Regions from separate parts of the Homo sapiens genome. Here region 2 is linked to region 1. The links are chromatin loops, found by intact Hi-C in ENCODE. Cell type or tissue: ascending aorta. All regions are shown on one strand. Links, peaks and the distances in the headings refer to the core of each region. The heading gives the core; the rest is flanking DNA.

The links. Peaks named below come from ENCODE experiments on the same cell type or tissue, not always from the same donor. Only the 100,000 strongest peaks of a DNase experiment are listed, where the experiment ranks them.
Region 2: a loop joins it to region 1, with 2.2 times the contacts of the local background. A loop is called at or near these places in 7 of 110 quality-filtered maps.

Annotation. Positions count from the first base shown.
Region 1 is chr1:150,691,291-150,706,396 of GRCh38, reverse strand. GOLPH3L (golgi phosphoprotein 3 like) reads left to right here and starts at 9,243. Exons shown (of 5, transcript NM_018178.6): 1 at 9,243-9,405; 2 at 11,547-11,741. The coding sequence starts at 11,559. HORMAD1 (HORMA domain containing 1) reads left to right here. Exons shown (of 15, transcript NM_032132.5): 11 at 2,054-2,120; 12 at 2,203-2,279; 13 at 3,004-3,087; 14 at 6,214-6,285; 15 at 7,663-8,337. The coding sequence ends at 7,743. It also overlaps the pseudogene RNU6-1042P. In ascending aorta, for the core only: a CTCF peak has its summit at 9,102; a DNase peak (open chromatin) is centred at 9,076; H3K4me3 peaks cover 2,292 bases; H3K27ac peaks cover 1,420 bases.
Region 2 is chr1:150,870,118-150,885,223 of GRCh38, reverse strand. It overlaps ARNT (aryl hydrocarbon receptor nuclear translocator), which reads left to right and starts at 8,625. Exons shown (of 22, transcript NM_001668.4): 1 at 8,625-8,681. The coding sequence starts at 8,657. It also overlaps a transcript of LOC107985204 not described here and the pseudogene RPS27AP6. RefSeq lists a cis regulatory region at 894, enhancers at 822-966, 10,060-10,559, 10,560-11,061 and silencers at 8,293-8,566, 8,570-8,999. In ascending aorta, for the core only: no CTCF peak of the experiment used is centred there; DNase peaks (open chromatin) are centred at 8,383, 8,943 and 9,273; H3K4me3 peaks cover 2,631 bases; H3K27ac peaks cover 2,577 bases.

The DNA.
Region 1 (15,106 bases), core at 7,231-11,230:
AAAACTTTTTACTTAGCCCAAACAACATTGTACTAGAACTTAAAAGCACAACTATTCTGGTTGAAGTAGGGAATGTTCCTGGAGGCTCTGCCACTCCCTATGTCACTTACCTTCTTAGTGGACTCTGAGGAAACCCCTAGGACTCTAGGGCATAATTTGAAAAGCATTGCACTAGTCTAACTCCCGGCTAATGATGGAATCTTTTCTACAACATCCCTACTAAGTGTTCAGGTAGCCTGTGCTTGAATTTCTCTAGGGCCTGGAAAGTCACTGTTCTGAAGCAGCCTGGAAGTTCCTGGAAGTCAGGAAAAGTGTCTCATTCAACTTTTTAATCATCCTGTGCCTAGCACTTGGATTTCTAGTTAGTGCGTCCTAAGTATTAGTCGAGTGAATGGATGAATAGAAGTATAAAAGAGTTTTTTTGTTGCCTCACTTCCAGCAAATATGGAAGTCATTATTGCTTTAATCTTTCAAGCATTAACATTATGTCCTTTAATCTCACCTCTCTTGTATTCTGTGTCTCAATTTATTCTAAATTATGACTACAGTACTTATGTACAGAGATTCACTATTCTGATTAGGCTGTCTAACCACATCTTTACACATAGAAAATTCAATCAATTTTCAACCAATTCAGTTAAAGAAAAAAACTTTTTTCTAAGACCTAAATCCCAGTCTTGCTTTATAACAAATATGGCTGAGGTGTTTGTAGCATTCTTTAAAATATTTAAATCTCTTTCACATGTATCACAAAGGGAACAATAATTGTAATGTAGACATTAAACCTGTTGCAATTTCTACCATAACATGACTGAGCTTATCCTTCAATAACTCTCTGAAGAGTTTTTGTTTATTACTTTTTTTTTTTTTTGAGACAGAGTTTCACTCTTGTTGCCCAGGCTGGAGTGCAATGGCACGATCTCAGCTCACAGCAACCTCCTCCTCCCAGGTTCAAGTGATTCTCCTGCCTCAGCTTCCCAAGTAGCTGGGATTACAGGCATGTGCCACCATGCCTGGCTAATTTTGTATTTTTAGTAGAGACAGGGTTTCTCCATGTTGGTCAGGCTAGTCTCGGACTCTTGACCTCAGGTGATCTGCCCACCTGTGCCTCCCAAAGTGCTGGGATTACAGGCATGAGCCACCACGCCTGGCCGAAAGTTGTATATTTTTATCATTTGTCCTTAAAGCAACCCTGCAAAATAAAGAAAAATAGTATTTTATACTTTATTTGGATTAATAAATTGCCTTTTGATAGAAATTCTAGGAACACTTTTATTTCTAGCAACCATGAGGTAGTTGTAGGTTTTTGGGGTTTTCTGGTTTGTTTGTTTTGTTTTGTTTTGTTTTGTTTTTTGAGACAGAGTCTTGCTCTTTTGCCGAGGCTGAAGTGCAGTGGCAGATCTTGGTTCACTGCAACCTCTAGCCTCCTGGGTTCAAGGTATTCTCCTGCCTCAGCCTCCTGAGTAGCTGGGATTACAAGCATGTGCCACCACGCCGGGCTAATTTTTGTATTTTTAGTAGAGACGAGATTTCACCATGTTAGCCAGGCTGGTCTCCAACTCCTGACCCCAAGTGATCTGCCCACCTCAGCCTCCCAAAGTGCTGGGAACACAGGCGTAAGCCATTGCGCCTGGCTTGGGTTTTTTTGTTTGTTTGTGTTTGAGTCAGGGTCTCGTCCTGTCTCCCAGGCTGGAGCGCAGTGGGATGATCACGGCTACTGCAGCCTCAAACTTCTGGGCTCAAGCGATCCTCTCACCTCAGCCTCAGGTGACAGAAACATGCCACCACACCTGGCTAATTTTTAAAATTTTTTCATAGAGACGAGGTCTCATCATATTGCCCAGGCTAATCTGGAACTACTAGTCTCAAGCAATCCTCCCTCCATGGCCTTCCAAAGTGCTAGTAATACAAGCATGAGCCACCATGCCCGGCCAGTAGTTTTATATTGTATTTAGCCTTCACATGAAACAAATTTGTTCATAAATGCTTTCTGCTCAGTTGTTTTAGTTCCTTTTTGAAATGTGTCAATTTTTTTCTTCACATAATTATGTAGGATGATTTGGACATTGAAACTAAAATGGAAGAACAGGAAAAAAACCCTGCATCTTCTGAACTTGAAGGTAAGAAGTTAATGAAAATGTACATTAACTCACTTCCAACTCAATTTTATACCCGGGTAACTTTTTTTTTTTTTTTTTACAGAACCAAGTTTAGTTTGTGAGGAAGATGAAATTATGAGGTCTAAAGAAAGTCCAGATCTTTCTATTTCTCATTCTCAGGTATAAACTTGATAGTTTCATCTCACTTTTGTTTTGTTCACAGGACAGTTGCTTATGCGCTAATTTTTTATTTTTCAGATTTTCTTATTCCAGGTCTTTTAGAATAAAATTCAATATTTAGAATGCTTGTTATTAACTAAATCTGGAAATTATATGTTGATGAATTTTGAGTATATTACTGGTGGATTTGTTTAGTAATAAACCTAAATACTATTGGTAGAATCTGAGAATTTCAGAGCTAGATAGAATCTTATGCAGTTATTTATTCCACCCTGCTTTGTATTTATAAGTGGAATATATAATACATTTGTGTTGCCTTGGAGCATACATGTTTTATTCTGCTTTTCAAATACAGTAAAATCCTGAAATAAGAGATTTAGGTAATATGAACTTGGAAAAAATATGATTGATGATTGATTGTCTGTCTTCCTCTGCCCAGCCCATTTCTCAAATAAGTAGACTAAATTTCTTGTCTTCTGGAAGGGTGGTGCCTGGTGATCATTTGGTACTTTCTCAGTTCAGTGGTTGGCCAATTATGTAAAGTGTCAGTTTCACTATCTTTACTTTTGTGCTTTTTGAACAGTATGAACCAACTCAAAATTATTGGTTTTAACTTGACAAGACCCTAAATTTTATGTGGTTAAATTTTTGGACCCCATTTATTGTGTTATGAAAAGGTTTTATTATACTAAGTTATATTTTTTGTAATTATTTTCTTTTTTAGGTTGAGCAGTTAGTCAATAAAACATCTGAACTTGATATGTCTGAAAGCAAAACAAGAAGTGGAAAAGTCTTTCAGAATAAAATGGTAAATATCTCTTTAGGTTTGTTTTCCATTGTAACCTTGTAATTCTCCCCCATATGTGAGTTTATTTTAATATTTCGTTTATTAAACCAGTATTTACTAAGTACCTATTATGTGTCAGGTACTTTACTAGGTGCTTAGGATATAACCTGAATAACACATACTTCATGGTCTTAGCTGAAGTTTAGTAACTGGAAATAAACAAGCAATGATACAGAGCCATTATAGAAGTCTGAATAGGCTACATAGGCACAAAGAAAGGAATGGTTAATTTTACTGAAGGTATATTAAAGAGAGGGATCCGGGAAAGGTTTTGGGAAGAAGTGATACTATCATCCAGACTCCCAGAGAAATTTCCTAGAATGCCAGAATGTTCCCATGCTTGATCTTTTTTTCTTTTTAAATTTCATTTAATTTAAGTTCCAAGATACATGTGCAGGACGTGCAGGTTTGTTACATAGGTAAACGTGTGCCATAGTGATTTGCTGCACCTATCAATCTATTACCTAGGTATTAAGCCCCACATGCATTAGCTATTTATCCTAATGCTCTCCCTCCCTCCAACCCCCTGACAGGCCCCAGTGTGTATTGTTCCCCTCTTTGTGTCCATGTGTTCTCATTGTTTATCTACCACTTATAAGTGAGAACATGTGGTGTTTGGTTTTCTGTTCCTGTGTTAGTTTGCTGAGGATAATGGCTTCCAGCTCCATCCATGTCCCTGCAAAGGACATGATTTCATTTCTTTTTATGGCTGCTTATTTTCTTTATCCAGTCTATCACTGATGGGCATGTGGGTTGATTCTGTCTTTGCTATTGTGAATAGTGGTGCAGTGAACATACAGGTGCATGTATCTTTGTAATAGAATGATTTATATTCCTCTGGGTATATACCTAGTAATGGGATTACTGGGACAAATGGTATTTCTGGTTCTAGATCTTTGAAGAATCACCACACTGTCTTCCACAATGGTTGAACTAATTTACATTCCAACCAACAGTGTAAAAGTGTTCCTATTTCTCCATAGCCTCGTCAGCATCTGTTGTTTCTTAACTTTTAATAATCACCATTCTGACTGGCATGAGATGGTATCTCATTGTGGTTTTGATTTGCATTTCTCTAATGATCAGTGATGTTGAGTGTTTTTCATATGTTTGTTGGCCACATGAATGTCTTCTTTTGAGAAGTGTCTGTTCATGTCCTTTACCCACTTTTTAATGGGGTTGTTTATTTTTTCTTGTAAATTTGTTTAAGTTTCTTATAGATTCTGGATATTAGACCTTTGTCAGATGGATAGATTGCAGAAATTTTCTCCCATTCTGTAGGTTCTCTGTTCACTCTGAAAAATATGGAATGCTTCATGAATTTGCATGTCATCCTTGTGCAAGGGACATGCTAATCTTCTCTATATCGTTCTAATTTTAGCATATGTGCTGCTGAAGTGAGCACCATGCTCAGTCTTATAAATTGAGTATCTTGTTAATAAGACATTACAAAATAATCTTTTGTATATATCTTGTATAAAATGAATCTCATATTCTTAAGGGAAAAAAATCACTGCTTTATTTTAGCTTTTGGTATGAATTATACTAAATCAAAATTCATATTTGATTTTAGACCTTTAAGTTACTCTCAAAGGTTCATTGGGGTGAAGAAAAAGCATTCTGTAAAATATATAAAATATCTAAAGTTTAGGAAATAAATAGCTCACTCTGTTAGTGGTGTGCTAGAACATTTATTCCCAACTCCCCACTCAGAGATATCATGTTGGTAGCTTAAATTGGACATGTTGGTAGTATTCACAGCACAGAAATCAGCAAATGCCTCAAGGTTTGTTTCTCTCCTAGAGCTGGTTATTAAACATTTATTGGAACACTACTCATTATAGTGCCATTTTTAAGTGTCTTCCCCCACCCCTATTCTCAATGGGAAGTTAGAACTGGCAGAAGGCAGCATTCAAATGAGTATCTCATGAAAGCAAGAGATAAAGGAATGTCAAGATTTACTACTTCTAGAAGCAAAATGTTCATCCTAGCCAGTTTATATGTAGGATGAATAACCTTTACTAGGATATAGGGATAGAGACCAGCATTTTAAAAATTATTAAGCAAGATCTCCTTGTAATGTAACATTAAGATGATTTAGGGACATAAATTTATTTCTGAAATTGCACATGTTTTTGGATATGAACTCTGAGCAAGTGTACTCCTGATTTTGAGAATTATTACTGAATTGTGGTTAGAAAAGGGCAAGAAATGAAAATATTCATTATTATATATACTAAGGAAGTTATCATTGGAAAGCTCATTTCAAGCATCAGAAAAGAAGTATATCCTTTTAGAGAATAGTTGTATGACACCTAATCATTAGTCATTTTCCAATATTCATTTTAATAACTATATATACAGCATTATTCACAATAGCCGAAAGATGGGAAAAACCTAAATATACATCAACAGATGAATGGATTAAAAAATGTGGTATATTCATACAATTGAATATCAGCCATAAAAAAAATGAAGTGCCAATACATGCTACAACTTAGATGAACCTTGAAAACATGCTAATTAAAGGAAGTTACTCACAAAAGTCCACATATTGTATTATTCCTTTCATTTGAAAGTCAGAACTGGGAAAGTTATTGAGACAGTCTTAAGGCTGGTGGGAGGATGGCAGAATAAGAGAGTGATAGCTAAGGTATATGGGGTTTGTTTGTGGGGTGATGAAAGTGATGTAAAATTGATTGTAGTGATGGTTGTACAACTCTGTGAAGGTACTGAAAATCATTGAATTGTACACTTATAAATGGGTGAATCATATAGTATCTAAATTATATCTCAATAAAGCTGTTTTTTAAAAAAATTGTATATCCAGCTGGGCACTGTAGCTCATTCCTGTAATCCCAGCACTTTGGCAGGCTGAGGCAGGAGGATCCCTTGAGGCCAGAAGTTTCAGGCTGCAGTGAGCCATGATGGTGCCACTGCATTCCAGCCTGGGTGACAGAGGGAGACCCTGTCCCTAAAAAGTAAATAAATAAATAAATATTGCATATCGTTGCATAAGATTGAAAAATCAAGTGTTGGCTGTTCTTTGAGAAATAACCAATTAGTAATTATTCTATCTTTGTGGAGGCAAATGGAAATCAACCAGTAAAATCTTCCAAAGAAAATCGGAAGAGAAGTCAACATGAATCTGGGAGAATAGTAAGTCTTATGATAATGTATAGTTTGAATACAATGGGAAGGATCAGAATATCATTACTACAGATTAAATTTAAAATGATGAATTTGATATCTTTCGATGTACCTGAGAGTTCTGATATTCAAATTTTGTTTAAATATATTTTGTTCTAAAAATCGAGGTGATTTTGAAATAAGATGCCCTATGTTGGTTTATTAGTTTTTTCCATGTAAACATCTCCTGTCTCATTCCATGAATGATTTAAAGTAATTGGAGGAATTTATAATATATAAATTAAAAATCAGCTGGGTGCAGTGGCTCATGCCTGTAATCCCAGCACTTTGGGAGACTGAGGCAGGTGGATCACGAGGTCAAGAGATCGAGACCCTCCTGGCCAACATGGTGAAACCCTGTCTCTACCAAAAATACAAAAAAAAAAAAAAATAGCTGGGCGTGGTGGCGCACGCCTGTAGTCCCAGCTACTCGGGAGGGTGAGGCAGGAGAATCGCTTGAACCTGGGAGGTGGAGGTTGCAGTGAGCCAAGATCGCGCCACTGTACTACAGCCTGGCGACAGACCAAGACTCCGTCTTTAAAAAAAAAAAAAATCAGTGCCAGGAAAAATATAAGAGAATATAGAATGAGAAAGTGACAGTACAAGAATACTAAGGCCATTTTGTTTATATAGAACTGAAATTGGGCCACAAATTTGATCTGAGCTTTCTAGAGATCAAAACTGAAGTAGAAGGAGGATAATTTACTAAATACATGTGTTCCCTAAAAATATAGGGTCTCCTCCTAGTACCTCTGGAGAAAAAAATATTTTCCTGACTTAAACCCTATAGTTGTTTCATATTTAGAACCTTATTTTACCAAATCAGATAATGTATTTGCCATTTCTGAGATAATTATTCATATTTTTCCAACTAGATATTTTAGTATTATTAGTAGGTTAGAATTAAACAACTGAAAACCTAAGACTATTTTTAAAACTCAAATGTTAACGTCTCAAGAGTACAAAAGCAAGACATGATTTAAATCGTACATGATTCCAAGGTAGAATGTTTTTCTATTTGTAGTTCATTTTAAAATCTTTTTTCCCTTCTTATTGCTCTGAAATATTTGGCTATTTTGAGGACATAATGTTAAATCTATCTTCTCACTTCTAGAGCAGCCCTACTGAAGATTATACATTTTGCAAGTACATACTTTCAGCAGCCATTGGAAGATGTTAATAATAAATTTTACTCTACTTTTAAGAAACCCAGATATAGTTATGCTAGGTATGCTAGGCATAAATTTTTTTAAAAAGAAGAGAAATCTCAGATACATGAAAAAATCTACAATTAAAGACATTTAAACAGGAAAGTATCTATTCTTAGTAGTTGTTTTCTTTTGACAGGTCCTCCATCACTTTGATTCTTCTAGTCAAGAGTCAGTGCCAAAAAGGAGAAAGTTTAGTGAACCAAAGGAACATATATAAAAATTATTTTTGTTCTGCAGGCTTGCAGAGTTCTTCTCACCATTTAAACTGAAGGACCCTATATTATATTTCCCTAACTCTGAAGATGTATATGTAGTTTAAAGCAGTTTGTACACTAAAACTAAGTTTTTGGCTGACTGTCATATTGTGGTCCTTAATCTTGAGATAAATCCAATAGAACTTTTGAATAAAAGCAAAAGTACAAATGTCATAATTGATTCGGTAATAAGTAAAATTTCAAAATTGATTTTGTTCATTACCTACTTAATATTTCCTTTAAATATATACTAACTGTTAAGGCCCTCTAATGCCATTTTTCTAAACAGTAATGTTTACTTTGGTATTAAAATTTGGTATGGATTCACTTTTTACTTATGTTAAAATTATACCATTTAACTGGCTCTTTTGTCATTGTGCTGTTATTAAAACAATGTTCTTCAATATTTTGACATAATGTATTAACATTTTAATATATAATGTACAATTTAAGAATTGGTGCTTTACCTTTACTATGCTTTTTTTTACAGGACAAAAAGACTGATTTTTAAAGTATGGCATTTTTTGCAGCATAAATAAAATATTGTTCAGTACGTAGGCCCTTTTATCGCTTCTAATTTTTATTTAAGTAGCAGGAAATATGGCTTCATTCATTTGAAAGGCTGGTAGGAGGATGGGGGGATAGGGAATACTAATTTTTAGATGATTTCGGTAGCTATTACTTTGCAAGAAGAGTTGAGCACACTTTCTAGAATTTTTGAGTGGTAGTATGAAAAATGCTGTGCTTTTAATGAGAAACCTGGGAGCTAGTTCCAGCCTTGCCTGCTTTCTTTGCTTTAGAAAAAGGAAGACTTAAAACTTGGTCTGTTTGCCGCTTGTAGTTTCAGCAGCCATATTCCAAAAACATACACATCCATGGGTTTGTCAGTAATAAGCGCTATAGGGAATGCTGGTACATATGCGATGGTAGAAATGTATTCATCCTGTTTAAGGTAAACCATATAAACGTACACAAACTGACCCAGATCATGTTTTTCTGGAACAGTCAAGTCAAGGATAAACTGACTGTCAGAAACAACCAATGTAAAAATATTTATTTATTTTTAGCTGTATTGCTTGGATCCCAACACATCTCACTTAATTGTCCCAGTATACGCTACTACAGCAACACACCTGCTACGCTGAAATTAACCCACAGAAACCTTTCGAGATTGGCAGCCCATGTTAGCTCACTCAGCGCTTTGATTGGCTGGTTTAATGGGGGTGGGGAGCGCAGCCCTCTTTCCTCTCTTCCACCAAGGTTCCTTCATTGGATTGACCAGCTGTCAGGTTGAACGCAAACCTGCCTCCTTTTGGTGGTGTTTGTCTGGATCGCAACAGAATAGCTGGGGGAGAGCCTCCCCCTGTGAGCTCCGATTGGCGGGACTCAACCTTGGTGATTTCTGATTGGCGCAATGAAGAAACACCAAGGTAGGTTGCCTAGTGATCCTGAGGAAGCTGATGTGTTATTCCTTCTCTGCATCGAAGGATCAGGAAGTTTGTGCTCTCTGCGTGGCTAAGTTTTTCACCTACTAGGACGGGGGTGGGGTGGGGAGAACAGGTGTCCTTCTAAAATACAGCACAAGCTACAGCCTGCGTCCAGCCATAACCCAGGAGTAACATCAGGTAAGCAACGAGAAAATTACATTTCCTAACGTCCCTTCCCCCCACCAAAAAAAACCTCTATTTTTTAAAATTATTATTTTATGGGAGGGAAAGGTTTGTATTCATTTGGGCCATTTGTTTTCTTTCAAGTAGGATTTTTAACTAGTAAATGTGCAGATGAAACTAATTTCTCAAAGAAACCGCCCCCTCTCCCCCTCCCCCCCTGCCCCGCGAAGGTTTAAAGTTTCTTGGATTGGTTTAGGAAATAGTCCCTATTCACAGTGCCAGATAGGCTTAGTGCGCTTAAGAATTTATTTCATGGTTCTCTTCCTCCTTCACTTTTCTTCCCACCTCCCATAACAAATTATATTTGAAATATACCCTTGTACAAAAAAACTTTTGTAGCTCACTTCATTTGTATTTCTATTTTAAATGTTCACATGCACTTCTGAGTATTCATTTTAATCAATATAAATTTATCGAGCAATAACAATGTTAAAGACAGTGCTAGTTGCTATGGAGAATATATAAACCCAAGAAGACAATATCCCTGTTCTTAAGAAGTTTACAGTTGAGAGACAGCTATACCAAGAGAAAGACTATAATAAATACTTTAAAGGAAGTGAGTATAAATAAAGCTCTGTGAAACAGCTGAGGGAGTGGCCATGAGACACATAGGTAATAGAAAAGAGGAGGTCACTTAAAGGCCTTCACAAGGCCTTTAAAGAATGGGTAGAATGTAAAGAGGAAGAGAAAAGGGTGAAGACCCCAGCAAGTACAGAGGAGCAGAAGCAGAAAGAAAGCATGAGACATTTTTGAGAAAAAGTCTGGCAACACTACTTATTAGGAGCAATGGGAAATATTGCTAGAGGAGTAGAAACGAGTCCAGTCATAGCAACTCTTAAATACCATTATTTTGATCTTGAAAAAGATACTCCTTTATATAATTGCTGATTTAAAATATTTGTTATATATTATCTTAAAAACTGATATCTAGATTTATATAAAATAAAGTATGCTAACTATAAACTTTATCACAAATGATTTAGTGCAGTTTCTTTTGACCGTAGTACATAGAATAAAAGACATGTTCTTTGACTTTTTTTTTTAAATTGAGAAAATTTGTTAATCTTTCAACACTCTCTTGCCAGTAATTTTTGTTTGCAGCTCCTTGTGTATTTGCAAGATATGGCTAGCTAGGACTAGAGCTGCTAAGTTTACTGACTGTGGAATTACTACACATGATTTTCTGAATGTTATCGTCTAGACTTGTGATCTCCAAAGTGAGTACATGAAATGAGTCATTAGGGTATGGGAAGGAAATATAGAACATGTATTTCTATTTAGTTTTTCGTATTCTTTTTTACTTTCTATTTTTTGTGTTTTTTTATAATGTAGTACCATGGAACGTTTATAGAAATTAGATACAAATTATTATATGCATTTTGGGGCTGGATGCTCACAATTTTTTGTTGTTCCATCTTACTTAACTTGGGATCCATTTTGTGAAAGAGGAGTGACAATGGTGGATATTCACTCCTTCTTTATAGATTATGCAGAAAAAATCAGCAGGTTTGGCCGGGCCTGGTGGCTCATGCCTGTAATCCTAGCACTTTGGGAGGCCCAGGCAGGCAGATCACTTGAGGTCAGGAGTTCAAGACCAGCCTGGCCAACATGGTGAAACCCCATCTCTACTAAAAATACAAAAATTAGCCAGACATGGTGGCGCACACCTGTAATCCCAACTACTCAGGAGGCTGAGGCACAAGAATCACTTGAACCTGGGAAGCGGAGGTTGCAGTGAGCCAACATCGCACCACTGCACTCCCAGCCTGGGCAACAGAGCAAGACTCCCTCTCAAGAAAAGAAGAAGAAAAAGAAAAAAAGAAGTCAACAGGCTTGAAAGATGAGCATTTCTACTGGACTTTAGAATTACTCATTTGATCTTTTGTCAGTGCCATCTGTGAAGTCCAAGCTATTGTACTTTGGAAAAGATACTGTATTACCCACCCATTTTTTTCTGGTCATTACTCCTTCCTTTCTTTCTATATTTAAATCTGTAAATATTTCCTATTTGTATGGATGTTTAGTATGCATGTATGAATATATGATTTATTTACATAAGCATACATATGGATTTTTTTTTTCACCACTCCCTCCAGAAACAGGTGAGAATGACCACTTTAACTCACCGGGCCCGTCGCACTGAAATAAGCAAGAACTCTGAAAAGAAGATGGAAAGTGAGGAAGACAGTAATTGGGAGAAAAGTCCAGACAATGAAGATTCTGGAGACTCTAAGGATATCCGCCTTACTCTTATGGAAGAAGTATTGCTTCTGGGACTAAAAGATAAAGAGGTAATGCAGTTAGGTTTGCTAGGCTATCTCAAAGACTATTAAATATTGGAATGTTTTAGGAAGTAACCTAATGGAATATATTTAATAATAAATTGGTCTTAGAATTGTGCTCTAACCATCTGGAAGATGGAGGAGTTGGGACAGTGACCGATACTTGGAGGGTAAAAATCCAGAAGTAGAATTACGTGAAGTGTATTTAATTACAAAATTACTCCAAAATTTTAGAAGATACAGGAGAGGAGGATATAGTATAAAGTTTTGTACTTGTAGTTTCCCAAGTTAGATTAAAGGCGAAATAATACCGTTTATTAAAGTAAGAACAAGGGCCCACACACTGAAGTCTTCTTCAGCTTTGAGGAGAAATAGTCTTTTACATGAAAAGACAAGGAACATGTGTGATTAGTTGCCTTACAGAAATAAACAATTGGTAGGTTTCTTATAGCAGAAATAATTTTTTATTTTCCTCTGTGCATCTTTATAAGGCAAATATCAACAGTTGGATTACGCGGTGGCTCACGCCTGTAATCCCAGCACTTTGGGGAGCCGAGGTGAGTGAATCACTTGAGGCCAGGAGTTCAAGACTAGCCTGGCCAACATGGTGAAACCCCGTCTCTACTAAAAATAAAAAATTAGCCATGTGTGGCGGCGGGTGCCTGTAATCCCAGGTACTCGGGAGGCTGAGGCAGGAGAATCACTTGAACCTGGGAGGCGGAGGTTGCAATGAGCCAAGATTGCACCACTGCACTCCAGCCTGGATGACAGAGTGAGACCCTGCCTCAAAAAAAAAAAAAAAAAAAAAAAAAAAAAATATATATATATATATATATATATATATACACACACACACACACACACACATACATAAACAATTGAGGATTATTTTAATTTTTGAAAATTTTTAAAAATAATTTTAGCTTTTCTCTTTTTTCCCTAAATGTCTCCTTATTTAATGGAACATTTATTTTATAGTACAGTTAGTCTTAAGGTCCTGAGTCTTGTGATATAACCAGAAATTTCCCTGGCTTCTCTACTAGTATACATCATCATCCTTCATTTGTAACTTTTTGCTGTGTTTTCTCATCACACTATTCCCTCATGAAGAAGTTACGAAGGTAACATTTTAAACAATCTGCTTTCTTTCCAGGAAAGCCTTAAATAACCGCCCCCCCTCGCCCACCGCCTGCAAGAAAAGAAAGAGGTATATTTATTACTGGCCTCAGTTTTGAAAACATACAAAATTAGAATGTTATTTTAGATTTTAAAAGTACTAAATTTGGCTTTGATAATTATCCTTAGCTAGAAGTGAATTGGCTGCATACAAGTAGTAACAGCTCTTCTTTTCTACATAATTCTTCGACTTGGAAATACCATTGTTGTTTAGATTTTGCCTTTCATTTATTTACTATTTTCCTTTTTACTTTTTTTCTTGTTAAATTACCAACTTGAACAAAATTTACAGACCAGTTATAGTCTGTGTATTGTTAAAACTAATATTAGAGACATGCTTATGTGTACCTGGCCAAGATGTAGGTATATCAGAAATTCTTGCCCGGAAATATATTTTCCTGTTTGCTGAGAAGTTGATGAGCCTTCAGTTTTATAAAAGGCAAATAAACGAAAAGGCAAAACCAGCTCTCCAAGAGAATGTCAGAATAGGACTGAAGATTAGGTGATATAAATACTCTTTTGAGACGTTTACACATTACCTAGGAAACAGTCACTGACTGTATAAAAAGAGGATATAGAACTAAAAGCTATTTGGTTTGTTTTAGCTTTGAATAGGAATGATTAATTTCCTGCTGACCTTATGCACTGGAATTTTTGCTTTTGGGCTTGTCTTCATGTGTTTATAATGGTTAATATAAATTTTAGGAAATAGAATAAAAAATAAAGCAGCTCATTAAGAGCTATGGCCATGGTGAGTACTTAACATATTGGTGAGATACTGTACAAAATAAGCAGATGGCTGGATGCAATGGCTAATTCCTGTAATCCTAACACTTGGGAGGCCAAGGTAAGAGGATTGCTTGGGCCCAGGAGTTCAAGACCAGCCTGGGCAACATGGTGAGACACCATCTCTACAAAAAATTTAAAACAAAAAAATTAGCTGGACATGGTGGCACATGCCTGTAGTCCTAGCTACTCAGGAGGCTGAGTCAAGAGGATGGCTTAAGCCTCGGAGGTCGAGGCTTCAGTGAACCAGGATTGTGTCACTGCACTCCAGCCTGAACAACAGAGCAAGGCCTCAAAAAATAATAAATAATAGCACATAACAATTAACCACCTTTTGAATTGCTCTAATTTTATTTTTGAGGATAGTTAACAAATATTTAGCTTTCATTTGGCTCAGGAAGAATAAAAGACAATAAATCCTTAGGTGTAAATGAATAGAAGAGGTCAAACTTTGTGATTTATTTAAATAGTAGTAGTTACAAAAGGCCAGTTACATAACTATCTCTAAAAATATTAAATTGATTCCCAACTGTACTTATTTTTTTCTTATCTCTCAAACTATCAATAGATTCATTTAATCAATATTTAATGTGATTGAGGACACCCATTATGTGCTTAGGATTATGCTAAATATTAATACTAAGGTAAATATAAAATAGTATAGTATATGGTCCCTGCCTTCAAGAAACTTGCATTCTAGCTGGAGAGACAAAAAGATACATACTTTTTAAAAGTTAAGTAACCCGAAGGTCCATCAACAGCAGAATGGATAAAAATGAATCATCAAAAAAAAAAAAGAGTCATCCATTTGTTTAAATGAGTATAAATATGTTTTCTATACAGAATGAAAATGAACATTGTTATACAACATGTATATTTCTCACATTATGTTCAATAAAAAAAGCCAAACACAAAAATATACATACTGTATGATTCCATTTATATGAAACTCAAAAAACTATTGTATTTGAGGTTGCATATTTAGGTGGTACAATTATAAACAAAATCAAGCCAGGAATTACTATAGTTTTTAGAATAGTGATTATCTTTTTGTAAGGGATAGGGGAAGGAAAAGGGTGTTAGTAATTAGGAAGGAAAATGGAGAGGATTTCTAGATAGTAACAATTTTCTGTTTCTGGACCTAGAGGAAGTTTCATAGTTTTGTTTTTGTTTTTGTTTTTGTTTTTAAGACAGAGTCTTGCTCTGTCACCCAGGTTGGAGTATAGTGGCACCATCTTGGCTCACTGCAACCTGCGCCTCCCGAGTTCAAGCAATTCTCCTGTCTCAATCTCCTGAGTAGCTGGGATTACAGGCACCCGCCACCATGCCTGGCTAATTTTTGTATTTTTAGTAGAGATGGGGTTTCACCATATTGGTCAGGCTGGTCTTGAACTCCTGACCTCTCAGGCGAC
Region 2 (15,106 bases), core at 6,289-10,288, 180 kb before region 1:
TAGGTTGTAGGATATGCACATTTGGAATTTTAATAGATATTACCAAATTACACACTAAACGGTTATAGTAATTTACACTCCAATCAAATAGGCATGAAAGTGCCTTTTCTTTTTTTTCATAGCTTCACCAATGTAAGTTACTCAGAGTCTCTGAAATATTTGTTGAGCTAATTGGTTAAAAACAATATCTCAGTTTTTAGGCTGGGAACGGTGGCTAACGCCTGTAATCCTAGCACTTTGGGAGGCCGAGGCGGGTGGATTACCTGAGGTCAGGAGTTCGAGACCAACCTGACCAACATGGTGAAACCCTGTCTCTACTAAAAATACAAAAAATTAGCCGGACATGGTGGTGTGCGCCTGTAATCCCAGCTACTTGGGTTGCTGAGGAAGGAGAATTGCTTGAACCCAGGAGGGTGAGGTTGCGGTGAGCTGAGATCGAGCCACTGCACTCCAGCCTGGGCAACAGAACAAGAAATTGAGACTCCATCTCAAGAAAAACAAAAACAAAAACAAAAACAAAAAAACCCCACAATATCTTTTTTGTTTTGTTTTGTTTTGTTTTTGATTTTTTGACACAGCGTCTTGCTCTGTCGCCCAGCCTGGAGTGCAGTGGTGTGATCTCGGCTCACTGCAACCTCCGCCTCTGGGGTTCAAGTGATTCTCCTGCCTCAGCTTCCTGAGTAACTGGGATTACAGGCGCACGCCACCATGCCCGGCTAATTTTTGTATTTTTAGTAGAGACGAGGTTTCACCATGTTGGTCAGGCTTTTCTCGAACTCCTGACCTCATGATCTGCCCGCCTCGGCCTCCCAAAGTGCTGGGATTACAGGTGTGAGCCACTGCGCCTGGCCCAATATCTCAGTTTTTTAAAGATTGCATTTCTCTAATTACTACAGTATTTGAATCTCTATTGATTTACATATTTTGCAGATACATACAAACCTATCTTCACCTTACCTATCCTTTTCCCTTTTGACTGAGCTATTAACCTTTTACTTATTGATTTGAAAATGTATATCTATCTACAAACATAAGTACACACAGATACATTTTTACACATTTTTTACTTATTAATAACTTTTTTGTGATACATGTGGTTCCCAGTGCCTATCCTCTGACTCCAACTCTCTCACTTTTGAATTTGCTATCAACATCAGCTTCCAGAATTAAACCTCTCTTCTCAGTCCAATAACTTCTGGCTTCATTTGCTTCCCAGACCAGTCTCATCCCCTTTCAGATATTTTTAAACTAGGGTCTTCTGCAATTCTAGAATCTTCCATCTTCAAGATACTGATCAGTTCATCATCTCTCCAATTGTGGGTAAACTGTTCACTTTCTTTCCTCAGGTTTCTGAGTATTGACAGAAATTACAATGCTCCATAGTTTCATGAAAATTTATGCTTTCTAACTTTGTCTAGCTCCCCAGAGCATTTGGTGATCTTTTTTTGTTTCCTTTTTCTACTCCTGTGGCAGATTATTCACAGTCGTTTTGTTCATACCTAGTTGACTTCCCAACCAATTGCTTACAGCTGTGCAGCTACACCCACCCTCATTTCTACCTCTTATTCCCAGCAGAAGTTTCACCTGTTACTTTTCTTTGAGACTCAAAGTCATCACACATGAGTTCCCTTTCCTCCACTTCAAAATGTCTACACATTTTTAGAAAAAGGGTATCTTGGTTTTCTGAGAACACTTTCACATGCTGCCCTAACCCTGTCTCCTTCTCTCCCCTAGAACCAGTCTTGTTTTCTCAGGCATATATATTTCTTGCATTTTTTTATTTTTTTGTTTTTTGAGACAGAGTCTTACTCTGTCACTCAGGCTGGAGTGCAGTGGTGCGATCTGGGCTCACTGCAACTTCCAGCTCCCAGGCTCAAGTGATTCTCATGCCTCAGCTTCCCGAGTAGGCGGGATTACAGGTGTGTAACACCACGCCTAGCTAGTTTTTGTATTTTTAGTAGAGATGAGGTTTTGCCATGTTGGCCAGGCTAGTTTCGAACTCCTGACCACAGGTGATTCACCCACCTTGGCCTCCCAAAGTGCTGGGATTATAGGCATGAGCCACCACACCTGGATGTTTCTTGCATTTTTAGTTTGCTCCTTTCCACAAGCTCAGTCTATAGAAATATTTTACTATTTCCACCCCTAGCCTAACCCCTACCGCAGCTACCATTTGATTATTTTTCTCTTCTTTGTCATGTTTCTTGAAAAAATAATCTGTGCTAACTAACTGTGTCTACTTAGTTTCTACTCACTTCTCACCCACTTGCAATCTGGTTTCCATTCCTTAGATGTGCTCGTAGGCTGGGCGTCGTGGCTCACGCCTGTAATCCCAGCACTTTGGGAGGCCGAGGTGGGTGGATCACCTGAGGTCAGGAGTTTGAGACCAGCCTCTGTGAAACCCCGTCTCTACTAAAAATACAATAATTAGTTGGGCGTGGTGGCGGGTGCCTGTAATCCCAGCTACTCGGGTGGCTGAGGCAGGAGAATCGCTTGAACCAGGGAGGCGGAGGTTGCAGTGAGCCAAGATCATGCCATTGCACTCCAGTCTGGGCAAAAAAAGCAAAACTCCATTTAAAAAAAAAAATTATTTGTTGTTTATCCAGCATTCAGATCAAACTGGCTTAGCTTTATTTTTATTTGCTAAATCTGGCAACCATACCCAGAGACACTTAATAAAACTTTGGAGGCTGGTCTGAGTGCCTTGGTGTTTACAACTAATTGATCCCAATCAGTTACAGATTTCTTTGTTCCTTCACTTGACTGGTCTTAAAAAACAAACAAAAACAAAAAACAATTTAAAAACTACCATTCTAAATAATTAAAAAAACCAGTTTACCATAAGAGTTAACAGAAAAAAACTGTAATTTTCTATTAATTTACAAATTAATATAAACATAATAGTAATAGTATTAGTAATGGTTAAATATTGATAAGCTGAAAATGTGTATAAAAACATGTAGATCAGGCTTCACAGTCAACAGATTTCTTAATTTTTTAAAATTTGCCAACTGGCATCCTGATCTGATCTGTTAATTTTTATTTCTACTAAAATTAGAAAATCTGTATTTACAGTGAGTTTGTCAGATATGGCAAGAAATGTTTGATGGCTACCAGATAATTCTGAATAGTTGGAGCTTACAAGGATCTATTGGAGAATTTCTAGTGAAAGCATTCAGTGGTTTGTCAGATTCTAAGCAGAAGAGCAAAGAGTAACCTCAAAAGTCAAATGCTTCAACTTGAGAGAGGGCAGGAGTTGTATTCAGTTGCATTGGCTGCATTCAGCTCTGGGAAGCATTTACCCCCATTTGGTTGCAACATTTGGATGTGGTTTAGAATATGTTCAATAATGTGTCATTCATTTTTTTCCTCTGATGAAGAAAGAAAATTATCATGTGTTGGGAAATAAAATACTCTTGGCAGTCAAGGCATTTGCATCATAGTCTGCTTTTCTTACAAAATCCTGATACTTTGTTCTTAACATTAAAAATGTTTGCTTTGTGATCCACCATCTGCAGGAGAACTGCTACCAAGATGCAGATTTTTGTAATGGGGAAGACATCACTCTCTTATTTGTTGGGGTTCATTGGTTGAACTCTCTAATACAATACAAAATGTAAAGTCCTGGCAGGATAAGAAAGGAATTCCTACTCATCAGCAGAGTGATCTTTGCTGGTAAGCAATTGGAAGATGGATGTACTTTGATGACAGCATTCAAAAGGAGTCCACTCTTCTTATTGTGCTGAGACTTTGTGGTGGTGCCAAGGAAGAAGTATTACACCACTCCCAAGAAGAATACGCATAAGAGAAAGAAGGTTAAGCTAACGGTCCTAAAATATTACAAGGTGGACAAGAATGGCAAAACTAGTTGCCTTTGTTGTGAGTGCCCTTCAGGTGAGTGTGGTGCTGGAGTTTTTATGGCCAGCCACTTTGAAAGACATTATTGTGGCAAATGTTGTCTGACTTACTGTTTCAACAAACCAGAAGACGAGATGGGTTAATAAAAGGCATGAACTAAAAAGCAAAAACAGGCTGAGTGTGGTGGCTTATGGCTATAATCCCTGTGCTTTGGGAGGCTGAGGTGGGAGAATGGCTTAAGGCCAGGAGTTCGAGGTTCCAGTGAGCAATGATGGTGCCACTGCACTCTAGCCTGGGTGAAAGAGTGAGACTCTATCTCTAAAACAAAAACAAAACTCCAAACCATGACATTTAGAAGTTAAAGTAATATGTTCATGTTAATGAAAATATTGCTCAGATGAACCATTTGAGAAACCTACTTAAATCCTACTTAAAATAATAAAAATGGTTTATGTTAGTATTATCTATATCATAAAGAAGAGATTTTCACTTCAATCCTTATTAAAAACTGACAGCATTTCCCCCCCTTACTGGCCTCCATACTTAACTGTGGAGAAAGCACCAATTTATCTGTTTCTTCTCAAAGATTGTGCTCACTGGATGATATTTTACTACATTTATGGTTTGTGCTAATTTGTTCAATGTCGAATCAAAATCAGGAGAAATTTTTTTTTTAGAAATGAGGCCTTGCTATGTTTCCCAGGTTGGCCTCAAACTCCTGGGCTCAAGTGATCGTCCCTCCTCAGCCTCTAGATTAGCTAGGACTACAGGCATGCACCATTGAGCCTGGCTGGGAGAAATATATTTTGGCTATGAACTGTTTTCTGAATAAAATGGAAAGTGGGCTGGGCATGGCGGCTCATGCCTGTAATCCCAGCACTTTGGAAGGCCGAGGTGGGTGGATTGTCTGAGCTCAGGAGTTGGAGACCAGCCTGGGCAACATGGTGAAACCTCATCTCTAATAAAAGCACAAAAAAATTAGCGGGGCAGTGGTGACGGGCGCCTGTAATTCCAGCTACTGAGGAGGCAGAGGCAGGAGAATAGCTTGAACTTGGGAGGCAGAGGTTGCAGTGAGCCATCATGGCACTGCACTCCAGCCTGAGCAACAGAGTGAGATTCTGTCTAAAAAAAAAAAGGAAATAAAAAGGAAAGTGGACTGACATCTTTTTTGTAGGAACAGTGTTCTTTCTGCATCCAAAGTTATAACTCCATCAGTGTTTTTTTGTTTGTTTGTTTGTTTGTGTTTTTTTTGCGACAGAGTCTTGCTCTGTTACCAAGGCTGGAGCGCAGTGGCATGATCTCGGCTCACTGCAACCTCCGCCTCCCAGGTTCAAGTGATTCTCGTGCTTCAGCCTCCCGAGTAGCTGGGATTACAGGCATGTGTCACCATGCCAGACTAATTTTCGTATTTTTAGTAGAGATGGGGTTTCGCCATGTTGACCAGGCTGGTCTCAAACTCCTGGGTCCAAGTGATCCGCCTGTCTTGGCCTCCCAAAGTGCTGGGATTACAGCCGTGAGCCACCATGCCTGGCCTGTAACTCCATCAGTTTTGATCCCAAGATATCTTTTTCAGACTGACTCATACCTCACAAAATAATTCTTATCTAAATGAAAAATGTTTTCTTTTGTATCTTGAATTTTTAATGATAAACCAGACAGGAAGTTTCTGGGCATTTCTCCTTATGTATTGCCTATATGCTGTAAGCGGATTCATATTGTGTATATCAGTGGTTTCTACGCTTAAAACAAACATCTGGTAGCAGGTACAGGGCAGATATTGCCATTTCATGTTGTGTATCATGACTCCATGTGATATTTGACAAAGAATTCTGCCAATAGCTTTGTTACACTTTTTTTTTTTTTTTTTTTTTTTTAGATTGAGTCTCGCTCTGTCACCCAGGCTGGAGTGCAGTGGCCCAATCGATCCCAGCTCACTGCAACCTCCACCTTCCAGGTTCAAGCGACTCTCCTGCCTCAGCCTCCTGAGTAGCTAGGACTACAGGCGTGTGCCAACACGCCCAGCTCATTTTTGTATTTTTAGTAGAGATGGGGTTTCACCATATTGGCCAGGCTGGTCTTGAACTTCTGATCTCAGATGATCCTCCTGCCTTGACCTCCCAAAGTGCTGGAATTACAGGCGTGAGCCACTGCACCCAGCCAGCTTTGTTGCACTGTCTCCAAACAGAATATGTTATTAACTTTGTAGCTAGTTGTGTAAGCAGCTCTATAACAAAATGATTTCTACCAATTTTTTTCTACAGAAATGTAACTTGATCTCTTTTAACCACAAAATGTATCCACATCATACAGGAAAACATTTTGCATTTATTCTGGAAAAATCCATTTTACTTGGTAAAGAAGCTACAGCATTTTTTTTTTTTTTTTTTTGAGATGGAGTCTTGCTCTGTCGCCCAGGCTGGAGTGCAGGGGCACCTCGGTTCACTGCAACCTCTGCCTCCCAGGTTCAAGCGATTCTCCTGCCTCAGCCACCGGAGTAGCTGGGATTACAGGCACGCGGCACCATGCCCGGCTAATTTTTGTATTTTTAGTAAAGATGGGGTTTCACCATGTTGGCCAGGCTGGTCTCGAACACCTGACTTTGTGATCCGCCCTCCTTGGCCTCCCAAAGTGCTGGGATTACAGCCACCCCGCCCAGCCCAGCCAATGTATTTCTTTTGGGTGGATGATTTTTTTCTTTTTGGTGACTTATAAATATAACAACAAAATGAAAGAAAAATGAAATTTTAACAGATGTAAACAATAATATGTAAATTATGTTAAAATACCTTTGCAGTAAACTAAATAAGTGGATCAATGTAATCTGCGCAGTACATATACAACTTCTAAGAATGCAAAGCTGTTCAATAGCATAATGGGATTTTTGTTAAAATTTTAATTAAATTTGTATTAAACATTTTGTGAGCGATACATGAAAATGGAAGTACTTTGTAGTGCTAAAATTGTAGTGCTAAAATAGGGGGATGGGTGGAACAGGTTTCCAGTGTCAGACTCCTTTAGTTTGCCTCCCACATTACTTACCTGCTGGATGTCCCTTGCTTACCCTCTTTGTTTCTGTTTCCTTAATTGCAAAATGGAAATAGCAGTAGAACCTACCTCATCGTTGTTGTGAGGATTAAATGAGTAAATACATATAAAGCATTTTGGACAGTGCCTACCTCGAATAGCTCAATGCTTCCTATTACCAGGAAACAAAAATTAGCCGGGCGTGGTGGTGCGCGCCTGTAATCCCAGCTACTCAGGAGGCTGAGGCAGGATAACTGCTTGAACCCGGGAGGGAGAGGTTGCAGTGAGCCAAGATCGCACCACTGCACTCCAGCCTGGGTGATGGAGCAAGACTCCGTCTCAGAAAAAAATAAAGAAAAAAGAAAATAAATCTGCACAGCCATCATCTTATTGATTCCCTATTAAAAACTCCTCACTGGCCAGGTGTGGTGGCTCACGCCTGTAATCCCAACAGTTTGTGAGACCGAGGCGGGCAGATTGCCTGATGTCAGGAGTTCGAGACCAGCCTGGCCAACGTCGTGAAACTCCATCTCTACTAAAAATACAAAAAACATTAGCCAGGCGTGTGGCGTGCGCCTGTAATCCCAGCTACTCAGGAGACTGAGGCAGGGGAATTGCTTGAACCGGGGAGGTGGAGGTTGCAGTGAGCCGAGATTGCGCCACTGCACTCCAGCCTGGGCGACAGAGAGAGACTCTGTCTCAAAAACAGACAAACAAAACTCCTCACTCTGTCCCTGTCACTGACCAAAGAAGTTACCCATTCTCAAATTACTTTCTTCATCTATTGCCTCCAATTTTGGCTGGCAATATCTCCCATACCAAACCGTTAACACCTGGATCCTTTTAGACTACCGGTTCCATAGCAGGCATTCAAAAGTTAGTCATTTAACTTTTTCACCAGGGACAAAAGTCCTTAAAAGAGGAAAAAAACTGGAAAGGATTACAAATCACCATGTGATGTTTAGGTGCTCTTTAGCACCTAAAGAGGATTTACAAGATACATTGTCTGCACGGCAACCACTCAGACGAATCCACCACCAAGCGAAGGTTTTTAGTAAAATATCCTTTTTTTTTTTTTTGAGACGGAGTTTCGCTCTTGTTGCCCAGACTGGCGTGCAGTGGCGCTATCTCGGCTCACTGCAACCTCTGCCTCCCAGGTTCAAGCGATTCTCCTGCCTCAGCCTCCCAAGAAGCTGGGATTACAGGCATGCGCCACCACGCCCGGCTAATTTTGTATTTTTAGTAGAGACGGGGTTTCGCCATGTTGGCCAGGCTGGTTTCGAACCCCTGGCCACAGGTGATCCGGCCGCCTCGGCCTCCCAAAGTGCTGGGATTACAGACGCGAGCCACCGCGCCCAGCCTAAAATACCCATTTTAATTGCATTTCAATGACGTTACTCGGTCATTGACCTCTTACGCAAGGAGGGCGAGATTAGGGAGACAGCTGGACTTCTTCCTCGCCCTCCCTTCACTGGACTGGCTGGCGCAGTGAGTAGCCCTGCCCTTGGACGATTTGGCATTTTCATTGGTCAATTTTTCTTAGGAGGCTGGCCGTGTGTTGACTCCGCCTACTATATAGGCGGGGTCTCCCCGCCGCAGGGGCTGGGATGCTGGGGGCTGCTGAAGCCGCCATCTTGGATTCCGCGGTAGCGGAGGCGGCGGTCAGGCGCCGCTTCTGGGGAGTGGCCTTTCTTTTCCCCTCCCTCCCGGTTCGGTGGCGGCGGCTCCTCCCACTGGGGGGGGGGGTGGCGCGGCGGCGGTGGCATCTGCGGCCATGGCGGCGACTACTGCCAACCCCGGTGAGGAGACGGAGGACTGGGGCGCCTCTAAAGGGGAGGGGCCGAAGGGGCTGACAACTAAGGAGACCCAGGGCTGAGGGGACGCAGCTGGAGCTGAAGGCGCCGGGGCGGGGCGGGGGCCGCGAGAGACGGTGGGGGAGCGGTGACCTGGGGAGGGGCCCGATCCCGGGGACTTGGGTAGACTCGAGTATACCCAAGGGAGCGAGGGGGCAGGTGGGAGTTGAGGGGGGCTCCCTGTCCTGACCTCCGTTGGAGCGGCAGCCAGTGCGGGGCTGGCCCGCCCTCACTCCTCGGTCGGCGTCTGGTCTGTGATGTGGTCCTCTTTTAACCCTCTGCCCGCTGGAGCCGCTTGATGCCGAAAACTGTAGGCAGAGTGTCTCGGTTTACTTTAAGAGTAGTTTGGATTCATAAACCCTGGACCACACTGCTCTTTAGTTGAGGCGTTGCTTCCAAACATTTAAAGGTTTAGATTTTAATTTAAAAAATAAAAAATGGACATTCTTTGATATATACGACGTTTCTTTAGGCTGTTACCTCCCACCCGCAACCCCCGTCCCCGTCTCCGTCCCCGGACTATACTTTGAAACTTAGATCTTGTGTTAAGAGGGCCTGTAGGTCTTTGCCTGCTGAGGGCAGGGGTTTGTGTAATGGTTATGGTTCCGGACAGGTCTTTAGTTCCACAGCCCCAGGTTTAAATCTTGTTAGGCCTACGTCGAGGCAATTTCCAAACTCTTTCAGAAAAGTTTGATTCCACACCATTTCTCAATTTCAAAAAATAATCAAATATCAAAAAGGTTTGGTCTGTTTTGTCTAAGAGATGGAGTAGGGTGTAGTGCAGTTCTAGAGAGATCAGATCTTCAAATTACTAGTCCCAGCCCTCTTTCCTCTATGTTACAGTTATTCCTCTTTAGAAGGCATTTCATTTTAGGGGTCTAGTTTATCTTGGAGACCTTGGTTATTCTTGCCAAATAAAGTCTATCCTTTTCCAAAAACCAATATATTTGATAGCCTTAAAAAGGGCCTTGAGATATGTGTGTGTGTTGCGTGGGGCGGAGAATTTCTTGAAAATAAAACAGTAGGAGTGATTACCCCCATCCCCACGTTGAAATTTAAATTAGATTTTTTTTCATGTTACTGAAAGGCAGTATGATTTTGCAATATCCAGATTTTGATAGGACAGTTGAATCACTGAAATTTCTTTTCTACCGTGTTTCTGGGAATAGCTATTTTAAGAAATGGTTAATTTGTCACGTCATTTTTTTTTAATCTTTTAAATTTTTTTTGAAGGAAAGGGAGGTAAAATTAATCGCAAAAATTACATTGCAGGAAGTGCTGAGTGATAGAATAAAACTATAAAACAGGAAAAATGCCGTTATGTCAAACCTGACCTTGTAGTAATATAACCTATCTGTGAACTATGGAATAAATAAACAAGATTTTTAACTGATCACACATTGCAAAATACTTATATAACCCTAGTTAAATTGCAAAGCATTTCTCTTATTAAGAAGTGGCCTGGGTAAACAAGTTTTAGTTCATATGTCAGAAGCTTTTTTCCAGCTGTGTGGGTGGGGTTGCTTTATTTTGTTTTGTTTTTTGAACAACAGCAACCAGAATGACAGCCTCTTGACCATATTTTCATAAGCTGATCAATATCAGCTTAAATCTTAGCAGAAAATAGCATATGTTAGTGTGTATGTGTGTGTGCAGAATCCTTGTTAATGAAACAGCTTTGTTTACTATGCTTTGGCTGCTTGCTTCTGCAATTTTTAGATTTCCTTTTTCTTTTTCTTTGTTTTCCTTTCTCCTCTCCCCTCTCTCCTGTCCCCTCTCCCCTCTTTTTCTTTTGCTACAGGGTCTTGCTCCTTGCTCTGTCGCCCAGTCTGGAGTGCAGTGGCAAGATCACTGCTCACGGCAGCCTCCACCTCAGGGGCTCAAGTGATCCTCTCACGATCAGCCTCCCGAATAGCTGGGACTACAGGTGCCTTGCCACCATGCGCGGTTAATTTTTAAATTTTTTTGTAGAGACAGATGCCTTGCTATGTTGCCCATGCTGATCTTGATCTCCTGGTCTCAAGCAAGCCTTGCCTCAGTCTCTCCAAGTTGGGAATACAGATGTGAGACACTTTGACCAGATTTCTTTTTTGATGTTGAAAAATTATTCCATCTCTTCTGACTTATTGATCCCATGTTCAGTTCAATCAAATCAGAAGATATATTTTCTTTTTTCTTTTCTCCCTTTGCTCTTGTATATCATGAGGAAGAGATCAGAGATACATTGTGGATTTTTTCAGTAGCCTGTTGCTTTTTGGGAAATGAGATTAATGAATGGAGGGACATAGGTGGAAATGTACTGTGCTTAGTGAAAGTAAATGTTTTCAGGTCAGAATTCTTTGCTACACTGTCATACCTTCTTTCCTTAGAGCCATTTTAAGGACTAGGGACACCATGCCTATTTCTTTGAGTTTTTTCTACTTTGTATTTTTGCTGGAGTACTAATTTTTTTTTTTTTTTTTTTTTTTTTACAATTCTTGTTAGTTTTGTCAAGATTTTAAAAAATATTTCACTCTTTAACCTTCACTTCAGTTAATCCTTTTTAAAAATAATACTTATTTTTATTTTTCAGACAGGTTCTTGCTCTGTCTCCCAGACTGTAGTGCAATGGTGTAATCACAGCTCACTGTAGCCTTGAACTCCTGAGCTCAAGTGATCTTCCCACCTCAGCCTCCTGAGTATCTGGGTCTACAGACACACACCACCACACCTGGATACATTTTTTAACTTTTTGTAGAAATGGGATCTTGCTATGTTGCCCAGGCTGATCTTGAACTCCTGTCCTCAAGCAATCCTCCCACCTTAGCCTCCTAAACTGCTGGGATTATAGGTGTGAGCCACTGACCCGGCCAAGTTAATCCTTAGGGTTAGTAATAGTGCTTGAACATGTTAATTGTGCTGGTGGCCCTGCAGTGTTTTTCAAGGGGACCACGTTCTTCTGCATTTTTCACTGTGGTGCTGCATTAGAAGAAGAGTAAAATATGGTTGGTACTCTCTAAGAGTTGTGTTGAAGTAATAGTTCTGTGATGATTTTTTTTCTCGAATTGATAATTCTTCATATTCTATCATTTTTCACTAGTTCTACTTATCACTGGCAAGTAGAACTCGGTGGGTAGGTGGTCCATGAAACTTTAGGCTGTTTCTTATCTATGGACTAGACAAGTTTTGTTTTGTTTTTTTTTTGTTTGTTTGTTTGTTTTGAGACAGAGTCTCACTCTGTCGCCCAGGCTGGAGTGCAGTGGTGCTATCTTGGCTCACTGCAAGCTCCGCCTCCCAGGTTCACGCCATTCTCCTGCCTCAGCCTCCCGAGTAGCTGGGACTACAGGTACCCGCCACCACGCCCGGCTAATTTTTTTTTTTGTATTTTTAGTAGAGACAGGGTTTCACCCTGTTAGCCAGGGTGGTCTCGATCTCCTGACCTTGTGATCCGCCTGCCTCGGCCTCCCAAAGTGCTGGGATTACAGGCTTGAGTCACCGTGCCCGGCCCGGACTAGACAAGTTTTGAGGAACACATTTTTTTTCCCCATAGGAGAGGGTCTTGCTCTGTCACTGAGGCTGGAGTGCAGTGACACAATCATGGCTCACTGCAGCCTTGACCTTCTGGGAGCATGTGATCCTCCCACTTCAGCCTCCTGAGTAGGTGGGACCACAGGTGTGCACCACCGTGGCTGGCTAATTTTAAATTTTTTTTAGAGACAGGGTCTTGCTATGTTGCCCAGGCTGGTCTTTAACTCCTGGCCTCAAGTGATCTTCCTGCGTTGGGCACTCCCCAAGAGCTGGGATTATAGGCATGACCACCATGCCCAGCCAAGGTGGAACACTTTTTAAATTGAATGTGTCATTTGTAATGCATTGGCTGAGGGAACAGTTGGGAGGAGATTAGGTATTTGATTTACAATTCCAAATTCAAACTAGAGATGTTGAATGAGTTTGTAGTAAGTGTAGGTTTTTATCTCTCTTGATTCTGGTATTCTCATTAGCAGAGAATTCTTTTTGTGCTATTATGTACAAGTTACTGTGGATGAAGAATGTAGAAGGAAAAGGGTAATACCGTTTGGGTTTGTAAGGCTGTCATTTAGGAAGAAAATTTTTTTTAGCTAATTTTCACCTATATAACTTAGTTTTAACTGCGTCAATTAACACAATTCTTACCTGTTACCTTTATTTACCTTTTTCAGATATGGGAAAATAGGAATTCATGCAATGTAAAGTTAAGATGTCAAGATATTCTTTTATGGCCAGGTGTGGTGGCTCGTGCCTCTAATCCCTTTGGGAGGCCGAGGCAGGCCGATTGCTTGAGCCCAGGAATTTGAGACCAGCCCGGACAACGTGACGAAACCCCTTTACTACAAAAAATACAAAAAATTTTCCGGGCACTGTGGTGCACTTCTATAGTCCCAGCTACTTGGGAGGCTGAGATGGGAGTATCACCTGAGCCTGGAAAGTTGAAGCTGCAGTGAGCTGTGATCATGCCACTGTACTCCAGCCTGGGTGTTGGAGTGAGACCCTGTCCCCCAACAAAAAAAGAGATAGTATTTTATTATATTGCAAAGGCCTTTTTTTTTTTTTTTTTTTTTTTTTGAGACAGGGTCTTACTGTGTCGCCCAGGCTGGAGTGCAATGGCGTGATCTTGGCTCACTGCAACCTCCGCCTCCTGGGTTCAAGCTATTCTCCCGCCTCAGCCTCCCGAGTAGCTGGGATTACAGGCACCTGCCATCACGCCGGCTAATTTTTTATTTTTAATAGAGACAGGGTTTCTCCATGTTGGCCAGGCTGGTCTTGAACTCCTCACCTCAGGTGATCCGCCCACCTTGGCCTCCCAAAGTGCTGGGATTACAGGCGTGAGCCGCCATGCTCCGCCGCCATCTGTTTTTAAGAATGCTGCCTTGGCCGGGCATGGTGGCTCATGCCTGTAATCCTAGCATTTTGGGAGGCCGAAGTGGGCAGATCACCTGAGGTCAGGAGTTCAAGACCAGCCTGGCCAACATGGAGAAACCCTGTCTCTACTAAAAATACAAAAATTAGCCAGGCATGGTGGCAGGTGCCTGTAATCCCAGCTACTCGGGAGGCTGAGGCGGGAGAATCGCTTGAACCTGGAAGGTGGTGGTTGCAGTGAGCTGAGATCGTACCACTGCACTCTAGCCTGGGCGACAGAGTGAGACTCCGTCTAAAAAAAAAAAAAAAAAAAAAAAAACCACGACTGCCTAATATGCCATAATGACTTTAGTAAGTAGACATCAGTGAATCTTCAGGTTGGAAATATGACAACACCTATCATTTTACACTTAAGGAGACAAACCCAGGGAAAGGAGTGGATAATTAAGTTCCTTCTATATGCCAGGCTGCACTTTCCTATTTTGTTGCTAATCTTTATGTCTAGTCTGTAGCAACTGTCTCCAACTTTTCACATAAACTCTTCAAATTTATGTCACTTTTCATAATTTCGTCAATGTATTTTCTTGTTTTAAAGTTTTTATTATTTTAGATAGTGACCGGGTCTCACTATATTGCCCCGGCTGGTCTCAAACTCCTGGGCTCAAGCAATCCTCCTGCCTCGGCCTCCCAGAGTGCCGGGGTTACAGGTGTGAGCCACCCTCTGAGGCCCATTTTATATTTTCCCTCCACGTTTTCATTGTAGTTGAATGGACAAGTAAGTTTATGGATTCAACAGTATACTTAGGGCTGGACATGGTGGCTCATACCTGTAATCCTAGCACTTTGGGAGGCTGATGTAGGTGGATTGCTTGAGCCCAAAAGTTTGAGACCAGCCTGGGCAACGTGGTGAAACCCCATCTGTACAAAAAAATACAAAAAATTAGCAGGGTGTGGTAGCATTCCCTGTAGTCCCAGCTACGTGGGAGACTGAGATGCGAGGATGACCTGAGCCTGGGAGGTTGAGGCTGCAGTGAGCCATGATTGTGCCACTGCATTCCTGTCTGGGTGACTAGGAGACAGAGTGAGACCCTGTCTCAAAAAACACAACAAAACCAGCATACTTAGGATATAAGTTCCATGAGAGCAGAACTTTTGCTTTCCTTGTTTACCAGAGCATTGCAGTGCTTACAGTGGGTGCCTAGTATGTTGGATTAGAGTTCAATGTATGTTTGTGGAATAAAAATGAATGTAAAACCCACTGTTAATATGAAATACCTTTGAAGGGATAAAACTAATTAAGCCATTGACATCATGAATTTGTACTAACTATAATAATATCTAATATTTATTAGTAATACTTACCAGCTGTTCTCATTTAATTTTTATAACAATCGTATTAGGTAAGTATTATTATTCTTGTTTTACAGATGAGGAAACTAAGGCACAGAGAGTGAATAAGTAACTTGTCTGAAGTCACATAGCTACTAGAAGTTAGA